Regions from separate parts of the Mus musculus genome. Here region 1 is linked to region 2. Evidence: chromatin loops called from intact Hi-C (ENCODE). Cell type or tissue: heart. All regions are shown on one strand. Links, peaks and the distances in the headings refer to the core of each region. The heading gives the core; the rest is flanking DNA.

Region 1 (10,605 bases), core at 1,667-9,666, 57 kb before region 2:
TGGTGGATGTTTTAAATACAATTTTTATGGGGTCCTCCTGCTTGCATGTTACTGTGTATTCAAAACTTTTCCTAGCCGGGCGGTGGTGGCACACGCCTTTAATCCCAGCACTTGGAAGGCAGAGGCAGGCAGATTTCTGAGTTCGAGGCCAGCCTGGACTACAGAGTGAGTTCCAGGACAGCCAGGGCTATACAGAGAAACCCTGTCTCAAAAACAAAACAAAACAAAATAACCAAAAAAACAAAACAAAACAAAAACCCCGCGCGCACACACACACACACACACACACACACACACACACACACACACACACACACACACTATCTACCCATCCCAGATAGTGATCCTATGGCAGAGCAAATAGGGATTCCACTAAAGTACATTTTGGTGAACCAATGAGTTTTATTGGGGTTACTTGCAGGAATGTGGGTGAGGGGTTACTTACAGGAGCAGAAATGATTCTAAGACAGCTGTATTACCAAAGCTCACCCTAGTAGGGTGACATCTCACGAAGCTGGGAACCTGGGGCACACCTTACAGACTGCAGACAAGTCAGCAGGTTAAAGAGTGTCCTTTCGGGGTTGGGGATTTAGCTCAGTGGTAGAGCACTTGTCTAGCAAGCACAAGGCCCTGGGTTCTGTCCTCAGCTCTGAAAAAAAAAAAAAAAAAAAAAAGTATCCTTCCCCGGAACTTCAGTTGGTCTAAAGGTCTTTCCGGCAGCTGTCCGGTTATCAGTCTTCTTTGAAACTTGACTTGTCTGAGAATCTTCTTTGCAACTTTGTTCCTATTGATTATTCTGGCAGGGAGGGGGACCTAAGGAATTTGGAAAGTTTCAGGGGTATCTAGAAGTTCTGGGAATTGTTTACCTTCCTAATTAAAGCGTTTACTGTAGGATTGAATATTTCAATCTCAGAAGAAACTGTTTCACAGCACCTGTAGGTGTCTAGTCTACAAAGTCCTTGGCTACACTGTTGCATGCAAAGGCGACCTGCTGATCTTGGTGGGCCAGACCTCCTTAAAAAGAAAGAAGGCAAATAGGGAGCCAAAGGTGACAGTGAACTAGAGGTTAAAAGATGAAACCACAGTCACAGAATGTGAGGATCCTCTAGAAACCAGAAAAGACAGAGAATGGATTCTCCCCCAAGTGTGCCAGAGATAGAAAGCCTTTCCTTACAGACCTGCTATCTATCAGTCCTTTTCCTTACAGACCTGCTATCTATCAGTCCTTTTCCTTACAGACCTGCTATCAGTCCTGAAGACCTCCGCAGCTTTATTATCCTAGATCTGCCTCATAAAACAGTTTGAAATTGTATGACTGCAGAGCATCTACCATTCCCATACAGTTCATCGGTTTATGGTTTCCATAATATACAGCAGTAGAGTCTTTACATAGAGAAGCTCAGGAAACATTTTAAATCCAATTGTTTGGAATAAATCTATCATCTGGGGGAAAAAAGTTATTAGGCTTGCAATTTTGAAAACCAATTGGACCAGAGCCAGAGCCTACCTCCCAGGGCAGTTACATTGTGTTCCTCGATTCCAGGAGAACCAGTCTTTCGACTTCAGTGAGATGGGAGGTTGTGTTCCCATAATCAGCAGCACTGTGCTTGGAGAAAATGCCACAGAAAGATATACTGGGGATATTTTCAGGCCTGTTCCCAAAACCCAAGTAAATCCCAGTTAGATAAAAAGCAAGAGTGTGAAATACTACTAAAATTAAATGTAAGTTTATCATGGAATTTTGGCAACACTACAGACTAGGAAAACACTCTAAGGTTTATCTGGAGTATTACACAGACTCGGAACTAAACTTTCAATAAAATGTGGGTTTTTTTGTTTTGTTTTGTTTTTGTTTGTTTTGAGGTAGGCCTCAAACTCTGTAGATGAGGATGGCCTGGAACTTCTAATCCTCCTGCCTCTACTGAAGCTCTTGGGCTTTATTTTATACAGATTGTAGAGTGGGGGGGGGGGTGCCCTAGTTAGGGTTCTATTGCTGTGATGAAACACCACGACCATAAGCAACTTGGGGAAGCATATGGTTTATTTTGCTTATACTTATACATCACTGTTCATCATCTAAGGATGCCAGGACAGGGATTCAAACAGGGCAGGACCCTGGAAACAGGAACTGATGCAAAGGCTATGGAAGAGTGCTGTTTCCTCCTGGTTTGCTCTTCATGGCTTGCTCAACCTGCATTCTTATAGAATCTGGGAATACCAGCCTAGGGATGGCACCACCCACAATGGGCTGGGCTCTCCCTCATCAATTACTAATTAAGAAAATGCCCACAGCCCAATCTTACAGAGGCATTTTCTCAATAGAGCCTCCCTCTTCTCTGGTAACTCTAGTCAGTCAAATTGACATAAAACTATCCAGGACAAGGAGCAACATGTCCATGTGACTTTTATCATCTATTTGACATGCGTATGACATTGTATTTGTTACTTTTTTTCCAAGACAGGGTTTCTCTGTGTAGCCCTGCCTGTCTTGGAACTCACTCTGTAGACCAGGTTGGCCTCGAACTCAAAAATCCGCTTGCCTCTGCCTCCCAAGTGCTGGATATTAATTCTTATACATGGGCTTAGAATAAACTTGCTAAATGGTGCTCAATAAATTCTTTTTTTAAAAACTTTATCTGCATTTATTTTATGCTGAATTTATTCCTGGGCCATGAGTTTTTGTTTCTTCAGTTTCTTCTGGGATATCTTTTCCTTCTGTGCAGCCTCCTCTTCTGGCTTTGGAACGATCTGTTCCTTCTCAGTGAGGATCATCTCAGTGTGGCAGGGGAGCTCAAGTATGGGTTAATCCGGCCATGAGCTCTGTAGGTTCGTCGGCGCATCTTAGGTTGCTTTGTTCACCTGGATGCGTTCAATGACTAGAGAATCTACGTCTAAACCTTTAAGTTCAGCGTTACTCTCTCTGCATTTTTAAGCATGTGCAGCAAAAATTCAGCACTCTTTTTTTGGCCACTGACCCTGTGTCCAGCCCCACTGTTTGGCCTGGGCGCACCTACCGACTCCATCATTATACCGCCGGAATGGCACACATTGCTTCTTTAAAGTGACATCCTTCAGATACTTGGTGGCTTTTCGGATATGCATACCCTTGATGGCCTGGGCAGTTTCCCGGGTGTTCTTAAAGTGAACAAGAAGGTTTGACCCTCTTGATTTGCATGATTTTGTGGGGTTTTCTGGGTCAAGAGAGTAGTGAACCATCTTGGCAGGTGACCTCTGGCCGCTTACAGGAAGAGCTCAATAAATTCTTGATTAACTCATTCTGTCAAGGAATGCTACCTGCACCCTCCCACTCCACTCCATGCACACAGGTTTCTCTGAATAACCCCCCCCCCCCAAGCTGTCTTAGAACTCAAACTTGTTCTGTACACCAGACTGCCCTTGAAATCACAGATCTGCCTATCTCTACCTCCCAAGTGCACAGACTGAAGTTGGGAGCCACTATCTAGTTGGAGCTGGCTCAGACTAGCTTTTGAGAGCTGAATGGTCAAATCTCAGGTGTTTTATGACCCAGGTGACCTCCGGTTGGTAGTTTAAAATGGACATTTGCAAGGAAATTGGCAAATGCTATCCATCAATCTTTGATTCAGTATTTGGGATTTGGATTCAACTAAATGTAGAACAACTGAAATATGTCCTTATAATTGCTTCCAGAACAACCATTTAATAACCCCACCCCATCCCCGCCACCAAAGATTCAAATAGACATCTAAACCAAAGATCAGCAAATCAATTCCTGCTGAATATTTTGGACAGGGCCCACTGGACCCCTATCTTTGGAGAAAGTTAGAGATCCTTTATCTAGAAAATCCCCATCCACATTGCCAAGGGTCCTTTATAATTTGATTCTGACAGTCATGGAGGTTAATATCATGGAGGTTAATTAATGACATCTTATCTTCCTGTGATGGTTGATTGTGATTGCCAACCTGACTAAATACACCTAAGGCTCATTGTTGGCCATACCTCCCTGAGAGGTTTCTCTAGAGAGAAGTGATGGGAGGAATACCGAGCATGAGTCTAGGCAGTACTATCCTAGTGGTCTTGGGTCCTGGGTTGAATAAAAAGCAAAGAGGAGGAACTTGAGTGTAGGCATTTCCTCTTTCCAAGTCTTGGTTCACAGTCCTGCGAACACAGCAGCAGGCTGCTCCCATGCCAAGTTTCCCACACTATTTTATTTCCTCAAATCCTGAGCTCAAATGACCCTTCCTCCCTTAAGTTGCTTCTTGCCAGAAAACTGATTAGATCAATGAATGAGGAAAGTAACTTCATAAACCATGCCTTGTTGCTAAAATTCCTTCCCAGGGGACAACATAAGCAATGGCTACTCCTTCTCCTAAAGTCTCAACAACAAACCAAAGCATGATTCCACCAAAGTTCACTAGAAGAGCCCAAGTTTATTGGACTTCCTTACAGAGCATAAGGGACATGGGTGCTCCAGGAAAGTCTTTATGCAGCAAGGATGAGGGCCTCAGCCACATAGATGGAATCAATCTATCTCTCTTCTCTCTCTCCTCTCTCTCTCTCCAAACCCCAGTCTACTTTGACCTATTTACTCTAGACCTTCTTTGCGGCTACTTGCAATTAAGGAAGCATTGTAAACAACAGGTGGTTGAGAAAGGCTGAATACCCTGGTGAGGGTCTTGTGACCTTCCCTACCTCCAGCAAGGGGTGTGGTAGTCTGTAAGGCCAGCTGGAAGGAGCCTTTTCCAAGAAAGTGCAGCTGAACTACCAAGATGGCAGTTGCTTGAGTGGCTGGAAGAATTCTTATTCACAGCATGCCATAAACATTAGAGATTTTCAGAAATAAAATATAGACAATTACAAGGGTATTCTATAAACACACCAGTAGATGTTATCTACAACTAATTTATTTATCAGAGCAGAACAGATTGGGATTCTAAAGGACAATGGAGTGAAGACTTTCAGGGGAATGTGATGTGAAAACAGAAAGTTAGAGGGGGAAGGTGTGTGTGTGGGGTGGTTCATCATGGAAGGCAGCCTGGGTTAGTGCTTAGGGAGAATACAGCATGGAGGGAAACCATACAACAGGGGAACTAATAAAGTTGGAAAGATATATATATATGAAAATTCCAAAATCCTTGCTTGCCTAATGGGGGGAACTTTCTACCCCAAGTAACAATTTTCTCACACCTAGACATAACGCTTATAACTTCTTCCTGTGATTGAACAATGCTGGCAGAAATGTAAGTGATATCAAGTGACGCCGTATTGCCATTTTATACTTTGAAACTCTGACCCAGATTTCAAAGAGCTCTGCTAAGAAGTGTTTATGCAACCACAGTTAATCATAGAACAGGGTTCGATGGCCCAAGAGCAGAACTATGGAATGCCTTTGCATATTTGGGTCACGGTACACTGTCAAGAGTTCACATTTGTGCAATGCTGGTTAATATAAAGTGCTGGACTGTATTACACGTTATCTTTACGAATAAATGACGTGGGATCCATATGTGAAATAACTTATGTGTGCCTACATTATGCCGAAAATACTTTTTCAGCCATTATCTCTGATGCCACCTCAAGCCCGAGGTGTACAGTAACTTAATTGGACAGAATACAAAAGGCACACATCATCTAGGCTAACTCCTACCCGCTGGGCGGACAGTCCTAGGCATTCTGTTTCTGCCCCCACGCAGCTTGGAAGACAGACAATATGGGTTGCCCTATCTGACCAAACCGGTTTGACTCCAGGGAGGGAAGCTCAGGCCTCACTGAAACAGTGAGCACCTGTGGATGCATTGGTTGCTCACTGGCGTCTGTTTCGCGGTCCTTTAAAGACCTTTCTCCATGGGTTTAGCTTTCAAGCCCCGAGCACAAGACAAGGCAATCGCAACTCCTTCCACCCGGGCACCAACACTACGCTTATTAAAATAAAGTAGCTCGCCGCTATTTCATAAGCAGACGCCCACGGGGACCAGGTGGGGAGGATACCGGGACCGTGAGCAATGGGCCAGACGTTTCTAGCAATTTCGCTGGCCGTGACGTCATCTTAGCGCACCATCACGGTGCCTGGCAGAAACCCCGTTTGCATTTCTTTCAACGAAGAACGGGAGACGCGAAGTGGGTTAAGTTCTCCCGCCATGCCCAGCACTCCATCGACCTTGAGGAGCCCGCGCTTCGTCCGCCGGCTAGAAAAGGATCGAGCGCTGCCATGCATGAGTCGGCTCCTTGGCCAACGCGCTACCCGGCGTGCCTCGCGCGGCCGGCCGCCAGGAGTCGGCGCGGCTACCAGCGCGTTACCCAGAGTGCCCTGCGCGGCGCCGGCGACGAGCGTGGGGGAGGTGCGGGAGGAGGAAGCGGCGGCGACGCGGAGAGTCCCCGCGTCCACACGGCAGCCGATCGCCCACCCGGGGCCTGCACCCGCAGCCCGCGTCCACGCACCCTCGGCGGCCCCGCAGCCTGTCACGCCTCGCGGACCCGGCCGCAGCCCGCAGTGTCGCGCTCGCCTGAGTCACCGCCATGGCCGAGAGCGCAGAGAGCGGCGGCCCACCGGGCGCGCAGGACAGTGCGGCCGACGGCGGCCCCGCAGAGCCCAAGATCATGAAGGTCACGGTGAAGACGCCTAAAGAGAAGGAGGAGTTTGCCGTGCCCGAGAACAGCTCGGTCCAGCAGGTGAGGGCGCCGGCCGGGCAGCCGCCGCGTCGCTGACGGGGCGGGAAGGGCGGCCTGGCCGGGCGGCGGCCCCGGGCAGCTCCGGTCGGACCCCGCTGGGTTCCGCTGCGTGAGCTGTGCGGGGCCGGGCCGGGCGAGCCGCGCGGCCTGGGCTGGGCTGCGCCGCGGCCGCCGAGCTCCGGGCCCCGGGCCCCCACTTCTCACAAAGGGCCGGGCGCTGCGGGGCGGCTGGGCGCGGGCGGCGCTCGTCCTTTGGCCAGGCTGGGTGGGGGGTCATTGTTTCACCTGCCTGCTAATTGGGGAGATTTAGGAGTGAGAAGCACGTGGAGGGTTGGTTCTCGGTTTTGAATGCTGAACTCCTTCCCATCTTCGAGCCTCCTATATAAAAATTATGACGTGGAACTTGTTTTCAGTCGCATTGTGATAGCTCACGCCTGAAAGGAGAAAAGTAAATGACTTTGATTCATTGGCGACTTGCTGTTTCTGTTACAATACTTCCGTCATCGCTTAGCTGCCAGTCATCGGATAGGTTATTGTTTGATCTTTAGGGAGACGAGACAGACACCTAGCTGGGTCTTAGCAGTTGGTTGCAAGGAACCTGCAAGAAAGCACAGTAGGTGATAAGGGGAATTCTTATCAAGTAATTGCTTTAAAGTCTATTCAGGCAAACAAGCCTTGCAGTTAATTAAGAGCCTTGGGAGAACCAATCATGTATGTTTCAACACAGTCTAGGGCACTTGAATTGTTGACAGTATCAAACATTGTAAACAGTCTTATGCGAGGAAGCAAAGTATCAACCACTGGAATGTACTTTTAAGTTCTCTCAAGGTTTATCTAGTTCCAAAGGTGAGGTCGGGTTTTTCTGAAGCAGGAGGGTGTGTGGCACCATTGAGAGAAACTCTTGTTGATTGGATCATTACCATTGTTTGTTAACGCTGCTATAAAAAATTTTACCTTCTTTATATTCCCAGCAGGTCTGTATGTCACCCACAATTGACATTTTCCAGCCTTTTCTGCATCATGCATCTCTTATTTCTAAAAATACACTTTAAAGTTGTAAATATCAGTATTACCCTTATAAGGTCGGCAAGCAGCATGGGTGTTAGTGGCTTGAGAACAACTTTTTTTGAAAAATGGTATTCCACTTATGTTTGAGGTGCGATGATGGGACATGGTTGCCTTTGCTGGTTTTTGCAGACCCGTCTACACCTGTGTCAGCCAAGCACGTGACAGCTGAAGTCTGTTACAGTTGACGGCACACTTTTCGTCTTCCGTTTTCTCTTCAGTCGAGCTTTTGTCACCTCTGAAGATTTTTATTTTCCCAACAGAGTTTGAGTTTGCATAAACAGAGTCCTCTCTAATGTGGTCTTTTGGATAAGGCTTTTTTTCTTCTTTCTCTCACTCAGCATATTTTTTTGAGATTCATCCTTGAGAAGGTCTGTACCCCTCCCACCACAGAGATCTGCATACTAGGCACAGCCTCCAGTCTACCACTGAACCAAGTCCTCAGCTCAGTACTTAACTGCTCAGTGCCTTTCCATGAATGTGCCATAATCTGCCAGGGTTTTTTCAGCTGGTTGTAGTTCTTGAGAACAGCAGCCTCATATAAATCCTTTAGAGACCATATGCTTTTTATCTGTATTAGAAGAGCTCTGGTTACACTTTAGATCTTTGGGGTTTTTTGTTTGTTTGTTTTTGGTTTTGTTTAAAAGACAGGTTTCCACTCTGTAACTCCGGCTGTCCTGGAACTCTCAGTGTGTAGACCAGGCTGGTTTCAAACTCATCTGCCTCCCAAGTGCTGGTATTGAAGGTATTCACCACCATGGCCTGCCAGTTCTGTTTAGTTTTATAAGAAACCTGAAAAGTGTACTATTTTGCAGTTCAGTCAACATCATATGGGTGTGTGCTCCTGTCCCTCTGTCTCCTTGTTAATATTTGGTATGAGCAGGGTTTCTTGTTTTTGTTGTTTTCATTTTTTTGAGACAGGGTTTCTCTGTATAGCCCTGGCTGTCCTGGAACTCACTTTGTAGACCAGGTTGGCCTCGAACTTAGAAATCCGCCTGCCTCTACCTCCCGAGTGCTGAGATTAAAGGCGTGTGCCACCACGCCCGGCCGTTTTTGGTTTTTTTAATTGTAACTATTTAGTGAATGTGTGGACATATTAAATTAGGAAGCTCTTGAGTCTTCCTGAGAGTCCCAGTTTAGTTTTCCATCTTCCTGGCAGCTTCCACATTTTATTTTTGGACATTAGAAATAATGCTTTATAAATAGAAAAATTATTTAGGTGGGCATCTATAGGTTTGTGGGTTCTTTGTTTTTGTAATAGTGACACTAGAATTATGAATTCTGTGGAAGCTTATTATGTTTTACTATGCTGTAACTAAAAATGACTTTAATGGATAAAAGTAAGGCTTTCCTAAGGTAACTTATTCTAATGTTGGTTAATGTTTAAAATTTTATCTGTTGTTTTCTGTGGGTGCAGAAAATGTGATAAAAGTTGAAAGCATAGCCTGCACCACCAACTGAAAGCACATCAAATGCTGGCTGAGTCTGGGGAGTGCACTCAGAAACACGTGCCAGAGTTGGATAAAGCAGACCTCAGGTACTCATTTGTAAAGCTCTATTCTTAGCACAAGAAAAGGTCTGCCATTCTTAAGTTAGATTTTCCTTATAGAACTTACTAGGTTTGGAATTTGCTATAAAGTTTGTCGCTGAGTAATATTTGAAGGCTGTAAGACATCCTTGCAAATGGTTAATAGCAATTGTGATTGGGGCTGAAGTCAGCGATGGAGCATGTGGTTCAGGAGACCCTGGGTTGAATCCTCAGTGCACCCCACATCCTCTTTAATGGTAGGCTGATGTTGTCAAATGTTTGATTCTGAAAATTCTTAATCTGGGAGGGGGAAAGGAGGAAAAAGATAATATTGAAGGCTTATGCTGTTAGGTAAATCACATTTTAAAATGTTACTTAAGTTGGCACACAAAGGAATGAGTTCATCATGGCGAGAAATCCTCTCTTTTTAAGAGTCTGTGTGTGAGAGAGAGAGACAGAGACAGTGAGTGAGCGAGCAAGTGAGTGAGCAGACCCCAGAGCCTCAGGAAGGAGTGGGGACATCTCAGGTGCCAACCCCTGCCTTCCACCCTGTTCTGTGATCAGGTCTCCTTGCTGCTTCAGTAGTCATGGGCAGCTGTACTCCCTCTCCTGGGATTTTTTGTTGGTAGCCCACTTGTGAGCACTTTGATTATAGGCTGGGCAATACATGGTCTGGGGCTTTGAAATTCTGTCCTCCTTACATTTGTTTGGCAAGTGCTTTACCCACTGAGCCATCTCTACAGGTTGAATCCTCCATTTTCCATTTAAAATCTCAATGTGTCTGAGTAATGTAGGCTATTTATCAATGCTATTTATGTGAGTGTGTTATTAACTAGGTGAAATTATCTTCAGCCTCCCTGGTAATTTGTAAATTAAGTTGGTAATTTCTATTTATTTAATTTTGGGAAAGGGTGTCCCTCTGTAGAGCAGACTGGTCTGGAGTTCCTTTTCCAGTATGTCTACTTGACTGTTGGAATAGTTTCTGTGGCTTCTGTTGTATTTTTCTGGATAGCATCTTACCCAGAAGGCTGGCTTGAAGCAGTGATACAGGCTATACTAAGGATCAAACACGTCCCCGAGATTAGTGTTTTGCATCCTCTAACAAATTTGCCAAGGAACTGATTTAGTGATTCTTTTTTTTTTTTTAAGATTTATTTTATTATTATATCTAAGTACACTGTAGCTGTCTTCAGACACACCAGAAGAAGGCATCAGATCTTATTAAGGATGGTTGTGAGCCACCATGTGGTTGCTGGGATTTGAACTCATGACCTTTGGAAGAGCAGTCAGTGCTCTTACCCTCTGAGCCATCTCTCCAGCCCCTGATTTAGTGATTCTAATTAAAGATATTGCTTAATTTT
Region 2 (10,605 bases), core at 1,345-9,344:
TGGTCTACAAAGTGAGTTCCAGGACAGCCAGGGCTACAGAGAAACCCTGTCTCGAAAAAAAACAAAAAAACAAAAAAAACAAAAACGTGTGGACACACAATGAAATTTTGGGTAGTTGCGAAAAGACCCCATTCTCCCCCAAGCAGGTCCTAAACTTATATATACATATTAGGTGGTGTGTGTGTGTGAGAAAAGGTCTAAAGAAAGGGTGATAGCCATGAGTGCAGGAAGATGGCCATCTAGGGAAAGGACGGGAACCTGCCAGAAAGAAGCAGGAGACACAGAGTGGGGGAAGGGCAGTGAGACAGGGCAATGAATTAGAATAAAGTATAAAGACAGATGTATGAAAACGAAGTCGTTTATGGTGGGGCAAGCCTTCAATCCAGCCCTGGAGAGGCAGAAAGAGGCAACTGTCTGAGTTGGAGGCCACCTGTAACAACAACCCACTAATAACAATGACAATAAATGAGATTATAGATAGCAAATGACAGAAGATGGAGCCTATGATTTTCTATGCTAACGTGAAATATTTAAAAGTAGTTGCCACTGTACTGGGCGTGTGGCATGCAGTGGGCGGCTTGGTTCTGTTGGGGTTTCTATTGCTGAAACCAGTTTCCGAGATAGCAAATTTCATTCTTTTGTACAGATACAGGCACAAGCTATTGTTCTTTCGCAAGGTAGTAATTTCTAGCACTGATTACAGGATTTCCTCTGGCCATCAGGTTTCATTGTATGTCAATTTAAACTTCAGTCTTTAACTTTAAAAAAAAAAAAAAAAGATTTATCACATCACGAGTAAACTGTAGCTCTCAGACACACCAAAAGAGATCATCCGATCCCTTTACAGATGGTTGTGAGACACCACGTGGCTGCTGGGATTTGAACTCAGGACCTCTGGAAGAGCAGTCAGTGTTCTTAACCACTGAGCCATCTCTCAAGTGCATTTTTAACTTTTAACACCCTCCCCCTGTCCTCTCACAGCTGCACACTGCCAACCATGCCACAAACTCCTAACACAGTCAAACAACGGCTTCTGCCTCCAAGCACTGCGGTTTTTCCCCAATTAAGAATTTACAGTACAGCCCGATGGTGGTGGTGTACGCCTTTAATCCCTGCCCTCGGGGTGGCAGAGGCAGGCAGATCTCTGCATTCCAGACCACCCTGGTCAACAGAGAAACACTGCCTCTAAAAATAAAGAATTCAGAAGACACCACGGGCGAGGAGCTTGGGAGCAGAGTGTACTCTGCTATGAACGAGTTCTTCACTTGAGGGCTTCCATAACGGCAGCGGTGATCTCCGGGAGACTTTTGTCCACGCTGACTTGGATGAAGTTTTCGGGAGCTGATGGGGGCTCCAGAATACTAAACTGGGACTGCAGTAACTCGGGCGGCATAAAATGTCCTTTTCTTTGGAGCAAGCGTCCATAAATGATGTCAAACGAGCCGCAGAGGTAGACCACCAGGAGCTTCCCACCAGCCAGCGGTTCCTTTGCTGAGTCATCACTTTTCAGGGGCGCATCACTTCCTCCTCGGATCAAGATGTCTCTGTACGTTTTCTTCAGAGCTGAACAGGCTAGAACAACAGGCTGTCCCAAAGCCACATCTCTGTTTTCAAAATATAAGAAAACACATACCCCACCCCACCCCAAAAAAAGGATGAGGGCTGAAGAATGAAACAATGCAAAGGAGGCAGAGGCAGGTGGATTTCTGAGTTCGAGGCCAGCCTGGTCTACAAAGTGAGTTCCAGGACAGCCAGGGCTACACAGAGAAACCCTGTCTCAAAAAACAAAACAAAACAAAACAAAAAAAAAAAAAAAAAAAAACAAAGGTTTCAATCGTAGGTGATGGGGCAGTCTCTGCCAATGTCAAGTGCTACTTGAAAATGGAGTTAAGCAGTGGGCTAAGCAATCTTAAATTGAGGGTCTTTTGTCTGTGAACTGAGCAGTCTTAGGCTCAAGTGTTCTATTCCCGGACATCAGTTCCTCACCCGTAAAATGGGCCCATCCAGAGCTGTCCCGAGGACGGAGGTTGGCTGGGTACCTGGTATATGCAAGCACTAAGTGTTTGTCCCCACCCCGTTGGATGCATCTAGTTGTGGTTTCCGAAGTGATTTTTAAATTTACTGGATTATACCACGGGCGGGTATGACGTCATACCTTAGTAAAATGTCGTGCAAGGTGCAAAGCCATGGAATCCTGTCCTGAAATTAGAACAGACTCAAAGTAGCTTCCCCAGTACTGCCTGTGCGGAAACGGCCGTACCATAGTCCCAACAGTCAGCTTCAAAGAGATCTCAGTGGCTATGAGAACTGGGCATGGACAGGCTGGGGGGCCAAGCCACAGGCCTACCACCACAGAAACATTTCCTTGGTTCTGGTTTCGATGGCTCATTTCATAAAACTATAAATTCCCTTAAGTTACAATACTTCATACCCCCTCCAATTCCCCACTGGTGCAGACGTCCTCCCTGTCTTCCATGCACACACCTCTGACTTGACTATGGCTGATAGATTCTTTCAATGCGTCTCATCAGAACCTACAGCTATGCACTTGATCTGCAGTTGAGTTCTACCCCAGCCTTGGATTAATGTCTTTTAAAAGATTTGTTTATAGCCAGGCAGTGGTGGCCCACGCCTTTAATCCCAGCACTCGGGAGGCAGAGGCAGGCGGATTTCTGAGTTTGAGGCCAGCCTGGTTTACAGAGTGAGTTCCAGGACAGCCAGGGCTATACAGAGAAACCCTGTCTCAAAACCACCCCTCCCCCCAAAAAAAAACCTGATTTGTTTATGTGAGTACACTGTCACTGTCTTCAGACACACCAGAAGAGGGCATCAGATCTCATTACAGATGGCTGTGAGCCACCATGTGGTTGCTGGGAATTGAACTCAGGACCTCTGCAAGAGCAATCAGTGCTCTTAACCGCTGAGCCATCTCTCCAGCCCTTGAACTAATGTCTTAACACACCATTTGAGTTTGCCTCCCAAAATGACTCTGGTTAGCCAAGGTTTCCTACACATTCAAGCATGAAAGGACATTAGAAAGATGATGCTATTATTCTAAACCTTTTAACTTCCTGGATATATCTTTTTTCTTTTTAAGTTTTGTTTTATTTTACGGGAGTGTTTTGCCTGCGTGGCGTCTACTCACACTGAGAGCTTCTGGTTCTCAGTGGGGCCAGAAAAGGGCTGGGGAAGCCCCTGCAACTGGAGTCCTAGCAGCTGTGAGTGCCCCGTGGGTGCTGGGAACAGGACCCCAGGCCTCTGCAAATGCAGCCAGAGCTCTTAAGCACGGAGCCACCTCTCCAGCCTCTCGGGTGTATTCCCTAAAGCAGCTCCTGCCGCTGTGTAGCAGAAGGGGACTCGAGCTTGAAGTCCCCATGTCAGCCAAGAAAGTTCTACTTCCTTTCCCGGGATTCTGTAGGAGTGTTGCCACCCCACAACCCCGCACCCCTCTCCTTTCTTTTGCATCTATCTTGGCTAGGGTTTTCCTCGCTGAGAACAGACACCATGACCAAAGCAACTCTTCTAAGGACAACATTTAATTGGGGCTGGCTTACAGGTTCAGTTCAGTATCATTAAGGCGAGTGAGCACAGCAGTGCCCAGGCAGGCACCATGGAGGAGCCTAGAGTTCTACATCTAGTTCCGAAGGCAAATAGGAAAAGACTGGCTTCCAGGGCACTAGGATGAGGGTCTTAAAGCCCATGCCTGAAAGGCCACATCCAGTTCAACAGGGCCACACCTCCTAATAGTACCACTCACTGGGCCAAGCGTATTCAAACCACTACAGCATCTAAACAGCTCAAATTCACTTCTCACGCAAGCCTTATTTTTGGTGGATTATAAAACTTTCAACTCAACAGGAAGTACCACCTCTGAGTAGGCTCCCCCAAGGAGTGGCCTAGGATCTGAGACTTTACGATGAACATGGGCCAGTCAGTCATGAAGGAGGAAACACAGAGAGCAAGCAGTAGGACAGTGGACACAAAAATCCCACGAGGAGGAACACGGTCACGGGAGAGACCAAGAGGCTGAGTGGTTCTGATGAAGATGGAGGTGGGCGTGGCTAAGGAGCTGAGTGGCTCCGATTGGAGATGTACCTGACATTTCTAAAAGAGATCGGCAACACGCTGGGAGAGTCTCAGACGTGGTGGCATGGTGTGGTGGTTTGAGTAAGAATGGCCCGCGAAGACTCGGGCGTTTGACTACCCGCTTCCCCGACTGATGAAAGTTTTGAGGAAGGATTAAGAAGAATCCTCACCTTTTTGGAGGAAGTTTGCCCTTGGGCGGAGGAGTTGAGCTTTTAGAAGATGTGAGCATTCCCAGCTTGCTCTCTGCCTCATGCCTCAGATCGATATGTAAAGTTTCAGCTCTCTCTGCTGCCGCAACATGTACCACCGTCATGGATTCCAACCCTCAGACATCATAAGCCCAATTAACGCTTTTTATGAGATGCCGTGGTCATGCTTTACAGCATAGCAACAGAAAAGTAACTAAGACGCATGGCCACATTGGAGTTTGCGTGATTGCTGTGGTCCTGGAGTGGAATTCACCAGAACTTGGTGGTGGAGGGGAAGTGAAAGGACCCGGGAGGCGCTGACTTCCCTGTACGAGCACAAAGGAGCCTCTGCCCACTCGAGGACTACAGATTAAAAGTCCTGCAAAAAAGCTGTGGCAGGCTGCATCCAGGGAGGGCAGAGGTGGGTCATTCCTGGGGCTGAATTCACGGAGGAGGTTCAGATTCTAGGCTAACGGATGTGGAGGCGTCTTACAGCAATACTGGACACCCGTGGCCGATGTTACCTGGTCGCTCAGTGGTACCCCTTTCGCCATCTTTATCCGATTCTCCTCGGAGTGGTAATCATCGGCATCATAGAATTTCCATCCCAGCTTTAGGAACAAAAGGAAAGATAGACGTAGCGTCAGCATGATGGCCCCTGTGACAGCCACCAGGAGCTTCCTGGCAGGCAGGTGTAGACACCACTGGTCTGGGGCTGCCCCTCTCTCACTGATAGCTCTGATTTACCACTACCAGGAAGAAACCTGGATGACCATGTTGAGGTATCTGCACAAACATAGGCCAGAAGAAAGGGAGGAAGCCGTGGACAAGAACACAGTGGGCAAGGAGAGTTACCTTGGAGGCCAGCAGCGCACCCACAGTGGATCTGTGGAGAGAATACAGACATTGTTATTTCTGCCTAACACATATGAGTGCCAGCTGTTCTGAAAGAGTGCCTGAGAGATGCACAGCTGAGATTCAGGCTCCTTCATGGTCGCAAAGCAGACATGCCCTTAGCCATGGAGTCTAGAGACGGTCTTCACTGTCCTTAGGAATACTGGTGAAGGTGTATTAGCCAGAAAGCAATGTATCATATCTAACTAAAACTCTGAGCTAGGGGTGGTAGCACATACCTGAGATCCCAACACTTGGAGGCAAAGGCAGGAGGATCTCTCTAAGGAGATCTCTAGCCCACACAGGCTGTCTTATGTAGACACTGTCTTAAAAAATAATTCCACACACACACACACAAACACCAGGTAAAGGTTTTTTTCTCAATAATGTTTTGTAGCTCTGTGGTAGATATAAGAAGTGGAGGCAGGGAAATGGACAGTTGGTTCTAGACTATTGGATAGCACACGGAGATGCTAACTCAAAAACCCAAAACTAGCCAGGTATGGTGGTGCACGCCTTTAATCCCAGCACTAGAAATCAGAGGCAAGTGGATCTCTGAGTTCAAGGCCAACTTTGTCTACAATATGAGTCCAGGACAGCCAGGGTTCTGTTACTCAGAGAAACCCTGTCTTGAAAAACCAAACCAAACCAACCAACCAACCAACCAAAAATAATGAGAGAATGTTTTAGTCCCTACTGCATAAATGTTTATATTTTAAGAGAGAACACTGAATGAATGAAGAAAATTGTGCTTTTATCAAAGATTCAAGAGAGAGTTTTTTTTTCCTTTAAATACTACTGAGTTTATTTTTTTGTTGGCCAACTACTCCCCAGGATGGGACCTGCCCTGAAGTGTGGTTGATACATCCAATGAGAGGGGTTTAATAAAAAGTTTAAATGCCAGCACACTGTAAAGTTCGGAGGCCCGTAAAATCTCAAAGCACTGCTAGCTTACCAGATACACACAATGCTGGTAAGGTAGCACAGCAGTTAGACCACTGGCTGCTCTTCCGGGGCCTCTGGATTTGGTTCCCAGAATCCAGATGGCAGCTTGCAACCATCTGTATGGAACTCCCATTGCAGGTACTCTGGTGCCCTCTTCTGACCACCGTGTGCACTGCACCCTTGTGGTACTCAGACCAAAACCCCATAGACACAAGACACACCAACAGGAGCAGAGATGGATCCCGTGCCATCAACACCCTCCTCCATCTCTCCTGTAGAGTTCCCCTTAGTTTTTCACCCTGCAGTACCTGTCACTCAACTGAGTTCTCATTCAGCGCCTCTATCGACTCCCCAGCCCCTGAACTGTTTCCAAATCAGCCCAGTCCAGCCACTCCATCAGAAAACAAACACCGGTGATGCTCTCAGGCTTATCCCCCAGTCTCTACCACAAAGACAATCTGAGCTCGTACTATGGGCTTTGTGTGGTTCTGGACAGAAGTGAAAGGGTTTCTGGGTAGAGTCGTACAACAGCGGGGTTTTCGCCTCTGGGGTTTGTTTGTTCACTCTGTGGTGCTGGGAATGAACACACACACACACACACACACACACACACACACCCGGCACGACAATCAAACACTCCACCACCGAGTTACTCTGTTCCGTTTCACTTTCAGTTTAAAGAACCTTGCAGTTAGATGGCGTCTATCAAACCAAATGCCTACCGCTTGCTTGCTTACTTCTGAACCTTCCAACACTGGGCTGAGAAGAAAATGCACATTTTGCAGAGTTTTAGCAGCACTTTCATATTAACATTCCAGCCTGAGCAGGCACACGATCAAGCTTGTTTCTCACTTTTCAAAATCTATTTGGAAGAATCCAGACACTCACCTACTAGGGAGACCATGCACCCAGGCAAAGCTTTGTACAAAGACCCAGGGCGACGTTTGCCTCCTGGTTTGGGGTTCTCACCCTCCCACACTGTTCTGCGAGGTGCCACCAGGCCCAGGTTTGTAAGGCTGAGAAGGGTCGCTAGCCACGGTCCGCGGTGACCCTGGGGAGCAGCTGCCAGCGGGGCAGGACAGCAGGGGTCCTCAGCAGGGGCCGCAAAGGCATGGCTCCCAGGGCTCAGGGCCCACACAGCCTCCCAGCTCCCATCCGCCCGTCCCCCAGTCCCCCCAACGACCTACTTTCCGGAGCCGCTCACACCCATCACCAGCAGCACCCCGGGTGCCTCCATGACCGTGCTCCCAGGTCCTCAGCGCCCGCTTCCGGGGCAGGTTCCTCCCAGTTCCTGACGTCACGGGACACGCCCCCGCATCTCCAGCGCTGACCGCTGGGCGCTGCAGCCAGAGGACATCTGCAGGCATTTGCAGGTCATCATGTCCTGAAGCAAGGAAGCCACCGGGATGCAGGGACAGTGGTAGAAACAGACAGTTTACTCACAAAGACAGCAGTGAAAGGACACGGAGTGGGCCGGGAGATCTCTCTCTCTCTCTCTTCTCTTTCCTCTCCTCTCTCTTTCCTCTCTCTCTCTTTCCTCTCTTCTCTCTCCTCTCTTCTTTTTCTTCTTTCTCTCAACTCTCTCTTCTCTTTTCCTCCCTCTTTGCTCTTTCCTATCTCACTCTCAGCCCGCAGACCCCACCCCACTCTGGAAGCCAGTTCCTCTTGCTCCGGTTCCCCCTGTGCAAACAGCGATTTTATATCAGAAGACATCATTGGCTGTTATCTGCCCAAGGGGACAGAACGCAGACAGCTAAAACCAGCGGGCCACAGATCCATGCTCACGCGCACACTGAGGCCTCACTGACTCTCCTGGAGGGAGCCTGCAAAGCAGGCTCAGAAGGGACTCCCAGCCAGGACAGGGACAGGTTGCTCTTCCCCGTAGAGGCTTGTGTCAATGACACACAAGAAATGGCAACTGCGGTGCGGCTCTCGGTAGTGTTGGCCATGAAGACAGGTGCATGTGGGAGCTGGAAGTGAGCTGCAATCCACATGGATTTCCTCCTGAGAATAAGCAACACCATCTGAGCTTCTGAACTCTCTTAGTCCACGGGCTTCACCCACAGCGACCACCATCCAGAGCCGCTCTTGGGACAATGTGAAGAAGCAGAAGGGACTGGAGAAGCGTGGATGGTGTGTGTGTGTGTGTGGGGGGGTCTTCTGCATGTATGTGTTTGTACCATGTGTGTGCTTGCTCAAGCCTCAGAAAGCCAAAAGAGGGTGCGGATGCCCAGGAGTTACAGAGGGTTACAAGCGACCCTGGTCTAGTCTCAGCAGGAGCAGCAAGTGCTCTTAACCCTTGAACCATCTCTCTAGTCCCTTTAAAAAATAATTTTTATGTGGACAGGTATTTTTACTTTTAATACTCTCTGGGTCAGATGGTACCTCTAGATTTGAGAAAATCCCAAAATGTTTTCCAAGTTGGCTGTGCCATTTATGCCCACCAAGCAATGTGTGGGCCCTCTGGTTTCTCCGAGTCACCACTAATGTTTGTTGCTGTTGTTTTTACTCTAACCATCCTGACTCTCTCTCTTTAAAACAAGAATTTTACTTTATGTATAGGAGCGTTTTGCCTGCATATATGTAAGAGTACCACATGCATGCAGTACTTGAAGGGACCATAGGAGAGCACTAGATCTTATGAAACTGGAGTTATAGATGGCTGTGAGCTGCCATGTGAGTGCTAGGATTCAACCCTGGGTCCTCTTCAAGAGCAGCCAGTGCTCTTAACTGCTGAGTCATTACAACCCCATGCTTTCTTTATCCCTGAGACTTCTAAGACATGGCTCTCCCTCTCCTAGTTCTACCTCAATGGCCGCTCTTTCTTAGTTCCTGTGTATGTGTCTATTTCCTCTTCCTCTTCTCCTTCTTCCTCTTCTTCCTTTTCTTTTTCTCAGGTTCTAAATATTGGAGTGACTTTGTCTTGAGACAGCTTCTCTATTACAGGGTCTTACTATGTGATGTTATCTCAAGTGCTTACATACATGTAAAATTTCTTCCCAGTACAGATCTTTGTTTAAAAAAAATGTATATAAGTGCACTGTAGCTGTACTGATGGTTGTGAGCCTTCATGTGTTTGCTGGGAACTGAACTCAGGACCTCTGCTTGCTCCGGCCCCACTTGCTCTGGCCCAAAGATTTATTTATTATTATATGTAAGTACACTGTAGCTGTCTTCAGACACACCAGAAGAGGGCATCAGATTTCATTACAGATGGTTGTGAGCCACCATGTGGTTGGTGGGATTTGAACTCAGTGCTCATAACTGCTGGGCCATCTCTCCAGCCCGAGTACAGATCTTAATAATCCCTGATCTCTGTATACCCAACTGCTTGCTTAACTCTTAGTTTGTTTCATTTATATTAGAGACTTAATATCAACAAAACAAAATCCATAATAATGTCTGTCTCCTCTCTCGGCCTTCCAGATTTCAGCCAATGAAATTGCTTTCCACGTGGCTGGTCAACTGAACCTCCTGTGAACTAGTCTTGACTGCTTTGTCTTCACCCTGATCAAGGCTATCAACAGATTCCTGTTAGCCCTGCCCCTGCCTCCCCTCCCACCGCCTCTGGCTGTGTTTGAAGCCATCATTTCACGCCTTCTACCACAAGCTTGTTCCTCAGCATCATCTTCTTTTCCCTCCACCACTGAAGGAGACTGCCAGATGGTCTCACCTCTGTCAACTGTCCAGATGCACAAAGAAGCCCTTCATTTAAAAAGTTAAATCTTTATTTTAATTATTTACTTCCTTATATATACAATTATTTATTAAAAAGTTAAGCATTGATTGTGTGTTGGCTCTGTGCACATGAGTGCAGATGCACGTGAAGACCAGAAGAGGGTGCTGGTGTTCCTGAAGCTGGAGTCCCTACAACTGTCGCTCCTGTTGTGCCTTTTGCTCGGAATTCTTTTGACAGTCAAACAAAAAGAGGAGCCATTAGAGTCTAAAAAAGGAGTTTCAATTTGGTCTCATTTTAGAAGTCATAAAGACTTTCAATTCCATCCACTTACTCATGAATAGATTTATTTGTGGATGGTGACTATCAAAAGTGGAAGAGGTTGGGGCTGGAAGGATGGCTTGGAGGTTGAGAGTGCTGGCTGTTCTTCCAAAGGTCCTGGGTTCAATTCCCAGCAACTACATGGTGGCTCACAAACTCCTTAATGAAACCTGGTGCCCTCTTCTGTCCTGTAGGCATACGTGCAGACAGAATGGTGTATACATAATAAATAGATCTTTAAAAAAAAAGTGGAAGAGGTTAGTATTAAGAAGTCTTGATCAGGGGGCTGGAGAGATGGCTCAACAGTTAAGAGCCCTGGCTGTTCTTCCAGAGGTCCTGGGTTCAATTCCCAGCAACCACATGGTGACTCACAACCATCTGTGATGGGATCTGATGCCCTCTTCTGTGTGTCTGAAGACAGCGACAGTATACTCATATAAATATAATAAATAAATAAATCTTTAAAAGTTTTCAAAAAGAAAAAAAGAAGTCTTG

The links. A loop is a pair of places that touch in the nucleus more often than their neighbours do. Peaks named below come from ENCODE experiments on the same cell type or tissue, not always from the same donor. Only the 100,000 strongest peaks of a DNase experiment are listed, where the experiment ranks them.
Region 1: it touches region 2 in a loop (4-fold over the local background); 4 of 42 quality-filtered maps call a loop at or near these places.

What each region holds. Positions count from the first base shown.
Region 1 is chr13:58,211,330-58,221,934 of GRCm38, reverse strand. It overlaps Ubqln1 (ubiquilin 1), which reads left to right and starts at 6,282. Exons shown (of 11, transcript NM_026842.4): 1 at 6,282-6,651. The coding sequence starts at 6,499. It also overlaps the pseudogene Gm48432. In heart, for the core only: a CTCF peak has its summit at 6,245; a DNase peak (open chromatin) is centred at 6,274; H3K4me3 peaks cover 2,887 bases; H3K27ac peaks cover 1,991 bases; H3K27me3 peaks cover 318 bases.
Region 2 is chr13:58,154,432-58,165,036 of GRCm38, reverse strand. Idnk (idnK gluconokinase homolog (E. coli)) reads right to left here and starts at 7,388. Exons shown (of 5, transcript NM_198004.3): 1 at 7,301-7,388; 2 at 5,130-5,160; 3 at 4,799-4,885; 4 at 2,156-2,199; 5 at 344-1,604. The coding sequence starts at 7,350. The coding sequence ends at 1,262. In heart, for the core only: CTCF peaks have their summits at 6,272 (motif pointing left), 7,451 and 8,757; DNase peaks (open chromatin) are centred at 6,276 and 7,396; H3K4me3 peaks cover 2,073 bases; H3K27ac peaks cover 1,605 bases.